3 separate regions of the Homo sapiens genome follow, and regions 1 and 3 are each linked to region 2. The links are chromatin contacts, found by Hi-C or POLR2A ChIA-PET in ENCODE. All regions are on one chromosome and are shown on one strand. Each heading gives the region's core, a stretch centred on a gene start or an enhancer-like site at or near the end of the contact. The rest is flanking DNA. Distances are from core to core; before and after follow the strand shown.

Region 1 (4,015 bases), core at 29-2,528, 420 kb after region 2:
AGCCACTGCGCCTGGCCTCCTCCCTGAGTGTTGAAGGCTTTTATGTGTTATTTAAAACGTTTCAAACAAACGTTACTTCAGACGTTATCTACTTGTCTGTCATCCCCACTAACCAGAAAACTCCAACAAGGCAGGTACTCTGCCTTTTAAAAAATCCTATTACCAGCGCCTAGTATGTAACAGGTGCCCAATAACTATTTAGCGGATATTGACAATCCTTGACTCAACAGGAAAAAAACAAGCTAAATATTTATAATTGCTGGCTTAGCTATTAGAAACGTCTGCCTCTGTTCCAGGCTTAGTCTCAAGGAAAAACACCAAAACCAAATCTACTTGCAGGTAGTTTAGAATTATTCACATCAGCAAACAAGTTTTCAGAAGACTCACCTAACTGACAGGGTCTATTTATTTCTTAAGAAATAAAACAGGAGAACTATATATTATCTGAGTAATCAGCCACAATTACGTTGTGATAATTTCTGCCCTATATTGGGAGATTTTCCTAAATAAAAAGCCTACCTTAAAGGGAAATAGAGGTGGAATAATCAATCACAAATCTAAGGAGGATAAAAAGGTAAACTTAAAAATCGGCCGGGCACGGTGGCTCAAACCTGTAATCTCAGCCCTTTGGAAGGGCGAGGCGGGCAGAAAGCTTGAGCCCAGGAGTTCGAGACCAGCCTGGTCAACAAAGTGAGACACCATCTTTATTTAAAAAAACAAAAACTTGTGAAGCCGGAAGTCCTTCTCTGATTTAAAATATTTTGCAAACAGGTTTGTTTCCAGATAAGCTCATACAGCTTTCTAAGTACTGTTAAGCAGGACTGGGGAGTTCCACTCAAAAAGAAAATGAGTAACTGTAAGAGGGAGATGTGTCCCAGGAGGCGCTGCATCTTTAAAGCCTCTAAGTCACTAGGCAGGAAGAAAAGGCTCGGCCTTTATACCAATCTCTTGGAAGACACGCGGGATCCGCGAGCGACCCAGGCGGAAGCCCAGGCCCGAGCACGAGCTGCGGGCGCAGTAAGGCCGGCCGTTAGCAGGCCGCGCACACGCGGCTTTCCCGCCTCCTGCAAATGGGAGAGCCCAGCCTTCCGGACTCCGGGCCAAGCCCTCCCTTCACAGCCCCCAGAGCTGCTTGGTCACTCCCTCACCTCACGAGCTTCATCCTAGCGGCGCCGTCACCCTCTGGGTCCGACAGCACACAGAATCCTTCAACCGAACACTGACCGACTGCAGTATGAATGGCCGGAAGCGCCTACTCCAGGGGCTCCGGACGTCAAGAGCGCGCGGAGCACTGCAGGCGCATGGCGGAAACGCCGAGGCTGCGCTGGGCCGCACTCTCTTCCGGCCGCGAGGAGCGCGACTGCGGCCCCTGGCGGCTGGAGGTTGCCTTGCGACGGCTGAGGGTATCGAGGGCTGGTCTTGGAGAAAAATGTCCTACAAGAGAGGGAGATTCGAAGAGATTAAATCCAATTAATAGGACTGTCGCATTTTGGGAGGCCGAAGCGGGGGTATCACCTGAGGTCAGGAGTTCAAGACCAGCCTGGCCAACAGGGTGAAACCCCCGTCTCTACTAAAAAGACAAAAAATTAGCTGGGCGTGGTGGCGGGCGCATGTAATCCCAGCTACTCGGAAGGCTGAGGCAGGGGAATCGCTTGAACCCGGGAGGCGGAGGCTGCAGTGAGCGGAGATCGCACCACTACACTCCTGCCTGGGCAACAAGAACGAAACTCCGTCTCCCAAAAAAAAAAAAAAAAAAAAAAAGTACTGTCACCATCACGTTTCTGAACAGCAGGGCACTGTGAGTGCAGCACCTAATACAAATTCCTCACTGAACGGAAAGAAGGTCTTAGAGAAGCCCAAAGTCTTATGCTGATTCTGTTCCAACACCAGGAACCTAGCATTGCTTACTGTACCTGAAGCAAATCACACAATGGGCCAGGCGCTGTGGCTCAAGCCTGTAATTCCAGCACTTTGGGAGGCCGAGGCGGGCAGATAGCGAGGTCAAGAGATCGAGACCATTCTGGCCAACATGGTGAAACCCCGCCTCTACTAAAAATACAAAAATTAGCGGGGCGTGGTGATGCGCGCCTGTAGTCCCAGCTATTCGGGAGGCTGAGGCAGGAGAATCGCTTGAACCCAGGAGGTGGAGGTTGCAGTGAGCTGAGATCGTGCCACTGCACTCCAGCCTGGCAACAGAGCGAGACTCCGTCTCAAAAAATAATAATAATAAAAATAAAATCCACAATGTAGCAGATTATTTTCACTTTAAGTTCCAATCTATAAGACAAACTTTTCAGTCTTCATCTTTCTCAACATCTCATCAAAATATATATATTTTTTATTTTTTTGAGATGGAGTCTCACTCTGTCGCCCAGGCCGGAGTGCAGTAGCGCGATCTCAGCTCACTGCAACCCTTGCCTCCCGGTTTCAAGCCATTCTCGTGCCTCAGCCTCTCCAGTAACTGAGATTACAGGCGCGCATCACCATGGCCCGCTAATTATCGTCTTTTTATGTATGTATGTATGTACGTACGTATGTATGTATTTTGAGACAGAGTCTCCCTCTGTCGCCCAGGCTGTAGTGCAGTGGCGCGATCTCGGCTCACTGCAAGCTCCGCCTTCCGGGTTCACGCTATTCTCCTGCCTCGGCCTCCCAAGTAGCTGGGACTACAGGCGCCAGCCACCACGCCCGGCTAATTTTTTTGTATTTTTAGTAGAGACGGGGTTAGCCAGGATGGTTTCGATCTCCTGACCTCGTGATCCGCCCGCCTCGGCCTCCCAAAGTGCTGGGATTATAGGCGTGAGCCACCGCGCCCGGCATTATTGTCTCTTTAGTATGTGAGCTTCATCAAAATTTAACACAAACACTCCCCTTCCCTCTTTCGGGTTTCAGGATGCCAAGCTCACCTGGCCTTTTTCCTTATCCTACTAACTACTCTTGCTTTGTTTTGTTTTGTTTATAGACAGGGTTTCTCGCTCTGTTGCCCAGGCAGGAGTGCAATGGCACAATCAGGGCTCACTGCAGCCTTGACCGTCTGGGCTCAAGCTATCCTCCTGCCTCAGCCTTCTCAGTAGCTGGGACCACAAGTGCGTGCCACCATGCCCAGCTAATATTTTATTTTTTATTTCGTAGAGAAGAGGTCTTACTATGTTGCCCAGGCTAGTATCCAACTCCTGGGCTCAAGAGATTCCACTGCCGTGGCCTCCCAAAGTACTGGGTTTACAGGCCCAGAGCCTCCATGCCCAGCCTCTAACTACTCTTTCTAAATCTCCTTAGCTGGTTCCTCCTTCCCTATGGAGCCAATACATGTCACAGTGTTTCCCGGCTTGTGGCTGTAGTCTTTTTATGTATACTTTTTCTTTTAACCTGGTAATCTCCTCCAAAACCATGACTTTGATTTGTATCTCTAGCCTAGACTTCATCGCTGATCAACAGAACTCTTAGATATTGTAAGACAATACTTATCGGCTGGGCATGGTGGCTCATGCCTGTAATCTCAGCACTTTGGGAGGCCGAGATGGGCAGATCATGAGGTCAAGAGATCGAGACCATCCTGGCCAACATGGTGAAACCTCGTCTCCACTAAAAATACAAAAATTAGCTGGGCGTGGTGGCGCATGCCTGTAGTCCCAGCTACTTGGGAGGCTGAGTCCCAGCTACTCGGGAGGCTGAGGCAGAAGAATTGCTTGAACCCGGGAGGCGGAGGTTGCAGTGAGTGGAGATTGTGCCACTGCGCTCCAGCCTGGGCGACAGAGCAAGACTCCGTCTCAAAAAATAATAATAATAATAAAAATTAAAAAAAATAAAGTTTCCCCAGGTGAGTCCTACACACATTAAACTTTGATAAATATTGCCCTTTTTTTGTTGTTTGAGACTGACTTGCCACGCCTGGCCAAAACTTTATATTTATTTATTTATTTATTTATTTATTTTTGAGATGGAGTTTCACTCTTGTTGCCCAAGCCGGAGTGCAATGGCACGATCTCAGCTCACTGCAACCTCTGCCTCCTGGGTT
Region 2 (4,251 bases), core at 130-2,629:
CTGTAATCCCAGCACTTTGGGAGTCTGAGGTGGGACCACCACTTGAGCCCAGGAGTTTGAGACCAGCCTGGGCAACATAGCGAGATCCTGTCTCTACAAAAGAAAATATGAGCTAGGCATGGTGGTGCATGCCTGTAGTCCCAGCTACTTGGGAGGATCGCTTGAGCCCAGGAGGTCGAGGCTGCTGTGAGCCATGTTTATGCCACTGCACTCCAGCCTGGGCAACAGAGTGAGACCCTGTCAAAAAAAAAAAAAAAAAAAAGCTAGGGAGAATACCAAAATAACTTAAGACCTGGTGCCACTGTCAACAAATTTGCAATCTATTGTGCAGACAAACATGTAAACAACAATATAAGATAAAGGAAATAGCTGTCTCAGCAGTGTGGGTTTTTAACTGAGGCCACGGGATGGGCCCCTGTTCTGTGACCTGCAAATATTATAGGCAAAGTGTGCATGTGCAGGCCTGGAGCTCTGCCTGGAGGTGGGGGCACACGCATTTTTCAGTTCTCAAAGGGTGGTGGCACCCACAGGCAAGAGACTACAGAAATGGGTTGGGAGACATATTCTAATCACTTCCATTTCCCCAGCAGCATCTTGCGAGTAAAGTGAAGAATCCTGCGGCAGGAGCATAAGGGCTGGGGGCCAATGGGGCATTGTTCGATTCCATCTGAAACGGGTTCTTCCAATTCTTTTTCAGTTTCCTCACATTATCCCTTTCTACGGGAGGGCATTCCCCAGAGCATTAGGTCTCAAGCTCCCGGCAGTGTGCCTGTGTTCATGTTGAAAGACTTTGGGGGCTCTTTAAAAAGTGTTTCAGACTCCCCTGGCAACACGACTGCAGCTGGGAACAGGCTCATTTGCCTATCCTGGATTTGGTATTTCTCATGGAATTTTGACCAATAAGAAAAACATATTCCCAGAATCACAGAAGTTTGTCCGCAATTTTAAGGTGGTTTTTCTTACCCCAAAAAGTATTGTTGAAAACTCTAAGTAGACTTTAGGAAGTGATACTGGAATTACCCTAACCATTTGAGAGGTCCATTCTCCCAATCCTAAATGGCAAATGTTGGTGACAGATTCATGTTATGATCCAATTAGCTAAGACAGGAGGCAAATCACAGCCCAGGAATATTCACTGGGGGCCGTAAGTACAAAGGAAAACTCCTGATCTTCAAAGTGTTGCAAAAACTGGTCTTCCCGTCTCATTAACTCTATTTTCATTCTCCTTTCAGCTTTTCTTGGAGATTTTCCATGCTATTTCATCTACCAAGAATGCTTTTTCTCTTTTTTCAGCCAACCTGTAATCTGTGCTTCCTTCAAAATCTGACTCATAATGGTCACTCAGCAAACACCTAAATCACGCCTACCCGCCTCCTATCACTCCCCTACTTACATTCCTTGAAGGCTCACTCACTCCAAACTCACCATAGGTAGTGATTCACACATGTCATTCATTCAAAACACATTTACTTAGCACACATCATGTGCTATGCACTGAAGCAAGAAATTTTATTTAAATTCTACCCCAGTCCTGTTATGACTGTTTGACAGATGAGAAAACTGAAACTCGCAAAGGGCAGAAAAAGTGTCTATTTAATGAACTCCTAGAATTTGCCAGAAGCTGTGTCAAAGCTAGGGTAGCAAAATTGTCTAAAGTTCAGACTCTGAAACCCACCCAAATCTGGTTGTAAATGTCAGCAACTGCACAGCAATTATTAGATGCTGTGCCGGTTAAGTGCTTCATCTGTATTCCTTTAATCTTTATAAGAATCCTATGAGAGAGGTACTGTTATTATCCCCATTTTATAGACAAATAAACTAAGGAGGAGAGATTAAATGGACAAGGTCACACAGCTAATACCAGGAGAGCTGTGATTTAAACCCAGGCTGTCTGGCTTCAGAGTTTATGCTCTTAGCCACTGCTGCCTTTGAAGATACAATTTCAAAGTTCATCCTTATTCCTCTGAAGCACAGTACTAATTTTCACTCCATTTGTTGCTTGTCAGTTAATAAAGTCCTTTTAACGCATGTTTGCTTTGTCTCCCCAACAAAATCACAAGTTTGTTCATTGATTCATTCCTTTAACAAGCAATATTAAAAGTCCACAGTTGTCCGGAGCTTCGGGAGCGGGTGTGGGGTGTGGGGGTCACGTGCTGTGCCAACTATTTCCTTAAGGTTTATACCACTCCTCTACATGCTAGGACCTCCCACAAAACTCAGCAGAGTTTGAGCAACAGCAGGCCCTTAGAAAATGTTGTAACTGGGACAGGCATGGTGGCTCACGCCTATAATCCCAGCACTTTGGGAGGCTGAGGTGGGAGGATCATCTGAGGTCAGGAGTTTGAGACCAGCCTGACCAACACGGTGAAACCTCGTCTCTACAAAAATACAAAAATTAGCCAGGCATGATGATGGGTGCCTGTAATCCCAGCTACTGGGGAGGCTGAGGTGGGGGAATCGCTTGAACTCAGGAGGCAGAGGTTGCAGTGAGCCGAGATCGTGCCATTGCACTCCAGCCTGGGCAACAGAGAGAGACTCTGTCTCAAAAATAAATAAATAAATAAATAAATAAATGAATAAATAAATAATGCATTTGCTATTCCAAGACCAAAGAGAGTCTAATCCAGCTCCCCTTGGAGAAATTACATTTTTTTCTTGATGGATTTCTGCTACTAAGCCATAATTTTCATTTTGTCTCTCTAGGGAAAAAAACAAAAGGTCTCCATATTTTGAACCATATTAGTCCAAGCTTCCATGCCAGAACTAGAACTTCCACAGTTGGACAACGGTACTCATGCAGCCTCATCTTCTAGAACCCCTCAGTATGGACCATGAGGTTGTTCATTCATTCAACAAATATTTACAGGGTTCTCCCCACTGTGCCAGGCACAGTTCCAGGCACTAGAGATACAGCAGTGATCAAAACAGATAAAGTCCTTGCCCTCATGGAGCTTCTATTCTAGTTGCGGGAGACAGACAATAATCACATAAATACTGCAATATGTAAGAAGGTGATGAACGCTGTGAAGATCAAGCAGAGAGAAGGTAGTGGAGTTGCTGGTTTAGGTAGGGAAATCAGGGCTCCCCATGAGAAGGAAACACTTGAGCAGAAATCCAAAAAGCATGTGGGAGTCAGACCTGTGCAAATCTTTGGGAAGAACATTCAGGCACCAGCAATAGTTTCAAAGGCCCCGAGGCAGGAGGGTGCCTGGCCTGCTGAGGGGGATGTAGGAAGAAGTGCAGCTGGCACGGTGCAGGCTTGGGGAGGGCGGTAGGAGACAAGATCTGACACGGGCCCTGTGGAGCCTACAGGCCACTGAAAGGTCTTGGAGTTGACTTTGAGCGAGATGAGAAGCATTTAGAGGGGTCAAAGCAGAGGGTAGCTTGCCATGACAGGCTATAAACTGGCCTTCAGCTGGTCTCTTCTTCCCAGCTCCAGAGATCTAGAGAATTCCTCTTTTTTACCCATCCAGATGGAGGTCATCCTTTTTTCCTTCGTAGTTCATGCCAATCTTTCCCTTTTCTGAGCTCCTAGTGATGAACAGTTCAGTCAATGGTCATTTCCCTTCTGAAATCCCCTAATGATCATGAACTCCTTGCGGGCAGGAACCCATCTTGTCATCTCTGGCCATTCAGTAGACGATCCCTCCCACATAGTGCCCAGAGGTTGTCAGCCACTGCCCGCAATAGGACTGCAATGGTCCTGTTGAAAAGTTCTTCTGTTATTGCCCTGAAAGCCACATCCTTACAACTCTCACACTTCATCCTAGTTTTGGCCTCAGAGCTACACAGGTGTGTCTGTGTCCTCTTCCACATGGCAGCACCTGGAAGCTGCTGTCATATCCTTCTTTCATGTATGCACTCTTCCTAGCTCCCTCAGTAAGTGGATAACTTCCACACAAGGCCCCAGGCTAGACCTGTCTCCCAGGCCCCAGAAGACAGCTTCACTGGGATCCCAGCCACTCCTCGCCACCATCACACCCAAAGTCAGGCTCACCCACCTCTTCCTCCCCAGCTTCTTTATTTTGGTAAAAGGCTTCATCTAGTCACCCCTGGGGGCATCCGCATCAGCTCCACACTCCCGTCCTTCCACTCCCCACGTATCCTCTGTCCACCCCCTTCTCTCGGCTCTCACTGCTGCTGACTTGGAGGAGGCCTTCCCCAAGTCTCCTCTCCGAGGTCCAACATGATCTCCGTACCTGGTATCTTGCAGCCGCCAAGTTAATCCTCACCTCTGCTCCTTGGGTGATA
Region 3 (3,941 bases), core at 1,176-3,675, 430 kb before region 2:
GAGTTCTGTTGGTTTGGATGTCTGTGCTTTACAACCCGAATTCAAAATATATAGCCTCTCAGACTCCGTCACGTCCTTGACAATCAATCAGAAGATTGTTATTTGTTTTAATAAAAAAATTTTTTAAATGAGAAATGATCTGAACTACTTCCATTTTATTTCTATTCCTTAACCAGCCTCACCCTACTTCAGCTGATGGAGCTTCCCTAATCTCTAAATTGAAATCCTACAAGCTGCTTGAGCACTAGATTCTAGAACCTGCTCTGGCTATAACATGAAGTAAGTTGATCCCTGTGGGATTTTCCATGCAGTAGCTTGATCAAAGCTACTGGTTCCCACCCAAACCTTGCCAAAGGAACACCAAATTGAACCACCATCCACCAAGAAAGCACCGCCATAAGAACCGAAAGTCAGGTGAGTGATCACAGTACCTGTGTTTAACACCATAGCAAGGAAAGAGGCACCGAAGAGAGAAGGAAAGACAGTGTTGAATCGCCGACACCACCCTGCCCCCATCCCCTGGCAGCAGCTGTGTGGCAAGGAGAGAGAATCAAATAATTGTTAATTCTATGCCCAAATACACAGACCGGGGTAGTGTCTTAGTCTGTTCATGCTGCTATAACAAAATACCACAGACTAATTTATAAACAACAGAAATTTGTTTTTCACAGTTCTGGAGGCTGGGAAGTCCAAGATTGAGGTGCTGGCAGATTCTGTGTCTAGTGAGGGCTGCTTTCTGCTTCCAAGATGGCACCTTGTTGGTTCAACTTGTGAAAGAGATGGAAGGGCAAAAGGGACCTAGCTGGTTTTCCCCAGCCCTTTTATAAGGCACTAATCCCATGTATAAGGGCAGAGCCCTCATGGCCTAATCACCTCCTAAAAGCCCCACCTCTTAATGCTGTTGCCTTGGGGATAACGTTTCAATGTTATTTTGTGAATTTTGGAAGGGACACGAACATTCAAGCCATAGTAGGAAGACTGAGTCAACGTAAACCTGTACAGTAATCTCCCTTATCTGCAATTTCACTTTCCAAGGTTTCAGTTATCTTCAGTCATCCATGGTCCAAAAATATTAAATGAAAAATTCCAGAAATAAACAATCCATAAATTTTAAATTGCGTGCCATTCTGAGCAGCATGATGAAATCTCTCGTCATCCTGCCCAGGTCGTGAATCATGCCTTTGTCTAGCATATCCACACTGTAGAAACTCCCCACCCTTAGTCACGTAGTAGTCATCTCAGTTCTCACATGGAAAAAGCATGTATATGTAGGGTCAGTACTACTCGAGGTTTCAGGCATCCACTGGGAGTCTTGGAATGTATCCCACCACTGTAACCAATATCTGATGCTATTCTCACACCAAGCTGGTAAACCTGGCCTAAACAAAGTCCCAAGCTGCCCCCAGACTTGTGAGCTAGGGCTTTTGTCTAGAAACAATCTTTAGTGACCCAAAGTCAAAGCTTAGGTATCCTGTTGACTGGGCACAGCAGTAGAACCCATCGATTCTGGAACATGGACCTCTAACCAGGTAGGGTTCTGCTTCCTTGTTAGGTGCCTTGAGGAATGTGGGGCCAGGAGGGTCCTTCAGGCCTCTCCCTACACCCCAGTCCCACCCCAGCCCCCTCCTGCTGCTCCTGCAACTGCCCTACTCTCTCAGAAGCCTTGTGCTTCAGAAGTGTTTTAAGACAAGAGAGTGTGAGACTAAATGCAAACTGGCTTCAAAAATGACCATTGTTTGTATCCACTGGGAATCCTTCAAGACCTTTCCCTCCCCTCCCTTCTCCCCACGGTGAACTTTAAGCATTTTTATCCATGGAGACTAAAGACAAAGTACTGTGTCTGGCTTCTCTTCTCTTTTCCAGCCAGCCCACTTGCCAGTCTGGCTTCTCTCATCTTTGTTTGGATGCTCTTCTTCATGACTCCTCGCCAATGCACAGATGTAAACTATTGTCTGATTATTAAAAGAAAAACACAAAACACAAAAAAAGCACACATGCCTTCAGTATTAATGACCATAGAGCTGTCTGCATAAGGTGAAGTCTGTGGTCCTGAGCAGACCACAAGCCATCAGCCCCTGCTGCTCCAGGAACTTGTGCTTTTCTCCTAGGTTTTATTAAAAACAAATTTAGGCAAACACAACAGGCTCAGAAAGGAGCACCACTGTGCCCTTGAAACTTTGCTGGGCAGCCTCCAGTGGCAAGCCTTGTCTTTGTCACCTCCTCCCAGTGAAGTTCACTATCTTTTGGCCCCCCTCAGAACTGCTGCCCCATACTGTCCACCTCAGCCTAGTAGCCAGAGACCTCGTGTTTGGTCTTTGCCCTCAACAAGACACTTCTAGCCACACTGAGTCATTGCTAGCTTGTTGGAAAGGTGAGAGCACTGGGTGGAGAGTCAGAGGCTGGCTTCCCTCCTACCCCTGCTGATAGGTTGCATGATCCTGAGCAAGTTTCTTCTCCCTGCTCAGTATTCTTGCCTGCAAACTAAGAGGGCTGGGCTAGACACATTCCTTCCATTTTTCCTTAAGCAAATATTTATTTAGCTCCTGCTCTGTGCAAGACACCGAGGATGGAACTGAAAACAGGACAAACAAGGTCCTTGCCCTCATGTAGTATATGGAACAGCAGGAGAAAGTTAAAAGAAAGTAAAAGAAGACACTCTGAGCATCCTTGTATCTCCAGCAACCTTCAAATGTGTCACTGAGAACAGCCGAATGTGCTGTCGTTCTGATTTATTGGGGATCAAAGTCTTTAACTAAAGATGTGGGATTCTTGTATGGATTTTCACACATCAGCTTCAGGAAATAAGTAATAAGGAGGAGTTCATGACCCTGAAATCCCCCCTCAATGGATACCTGCTACACTTCTCTCCTGAAAGCCAGGTATCTGCAGCTGTCATCCCACTTGCTACTTTAACTGAAGGAATTTTCAGAAGCAGCAGCCAAACATGACACACCAGCAGCCTGTAGCTCCACCCTTCAGTGGAACTGTTATTTTTAGGCCTCTCCTCTCTTGTCACAAGCATCTACATACCTCCCTGGGTGACTCATGTTTGTGGATAGCACCAAGCACACGTGACTTTTTCAATGTGGGGCTGGCTTATTTTGACAAACCCACTCTCCGTTCCATCTCTACTTGCAATACTCAGAATACTGTAGTGTGGGAAAAACTGTGGGACTTCCAGTGCTCCTCAAATGTGTGCCATGCAGCAGGAAAACTACCCCCAGAGAAGCTGGGACAAAGCTGTCCATGAGCCAATGAGTTACTAGTCATAAAGTTGAACATATTGTTTCCATATTGCTTTGCTCCACATTCGTAGCCATATGACTTGACCCCAGAGTTTCAGGTACAGTAAAATGCTCTTATTCATTATGGGGCCATGTTACCATGCATCAAGGTGATATCCTGAAAAATCACACCTCACATGGCTGTTAGACACTTGTGTAAGACGTGGGCTCTCAAAACAGCACATACCGAAATTGGAGTACTTCTAGAAGGTGTTGGGCCTGAATCATCCATTTCTATCAGAATTTTTAGCAATTTTTTGGTCATAGAAAAAAATATTTCTGAGTCTATATTTCAGGCAATATGACAAAAAGGACAAAAACATTGCCATGTGGACCCAGGTCAGTGGCCTATCTGTGTGGTGCCAGGAGGCAGAGAAGATGAAGTTTCCCTTTCAGATTCAGCAAGTGACTCCTTTCGTCATAAATCCATTCGGTGGTGTCATGCCACACCTCTCTCTTATTACCTGTACACCCACTTTTTGTTTGTATATTGGTTTGTTTGTTTTGTTATTTCTGGTCTTCAATGATCTCAGGCTCTTTCTTATCACAAGGTATCCTCAAGGGCTATTACCTCTGCCCAAAATATATTCACCCTGGAATATATTCTTCACCCAGCTAACTCATTCTGGTCTTAGTTTAAAGACCTTTTCTCCAGAA

What was found. Hi-C counts contacts between places; a loop is a spot of excess contacts on that map. ChIA-PET counts read pairs that join two places held with the same protein, here RNA polymerase II (POLR2A). Pooled maps may share reads with other maps.
Region 1: a map of A673 shows a loop between it and region 2 (5-fold over the local background). The contact joins the promoter of SNRPD1 here to the enhancer-like site in region 2. A Hi-C loop is called at or near these places in 1 of 168 maps with a recorded cell type or tissue (A673). POLR2A ChIA-PET finds 5 or more read pairs at or near these places in 2 of 52 experiments (CD4-positive, alpha-beta T cell and activated T-cell).
Region 3: a map of mammary epithelial cell shows a loop between it and region 2 (8-fold over the local background). The contact joins two enhancer-like sites. A Hi-C loop is called at or near these places in 2 of 168 maps with a recorded cell type or tissue (esophagus muscularis mucosa and mammary epithelial cell), 1 of 37 single-sample maps with no recorded cell type and 1 of 50 pooled maps. POLR2A ChIA-PET finds 5 or more read pairs at or near these places in 2 of 52 experiments (A549 and Caco-2).

The regions. Positions count from the first base shown.
Region 1 is chr18:21,609,577-21,613,591 of GRCh38, reverse strand. It overlaps SNRPD1 (small nuclear ribonucleoprotein D1 polypeptide), which reads right to left and starts at 1,278. Exons shown (of 4, transcript NM_006938.4): 1 at 1,149-1,278. The coding sequence starts at 1,162. RefSeq lists an enhancer at 1,130-1,219 and a silencer at 1,480-1,529.
Region 2 is chr18:22,029,704-22,033,954 of GRCh38, reverse strand. No RefSeq gene overlaps it. Among named protein-coding and RNA genes, the nearest start is that of LINC01900, 51 kb to the right of the region's middle. Within about 2 kb of position 1,379, at least 3 of the 41 ENCODE cell types and tissues checked have a DNase peak (open chromatin) inside an H3K27ac peak, as active enhancers do.
Region 3 is chr18:22,465,300-22,469,240 of GRCh38, reverse strand. LOC124904260 (a long non-coding RNA gene) reads left to right here. Exons shown (of 3, transcript XR_007066305.1): 1 at 1-3,941. Among named protein-coding and RNA genes, the nearest start is that of CTAGE1, 49 kb to the right of the region's middle. RefSeq lists enhancers at 981-1,275, 474-1,673. Within about 2 kb of position 2,425, at least 13 of the 41 ENCODE cell types and tissues checked have a DNase peak (open chromatin) inside an H3K27ac peak, as active enhancers do.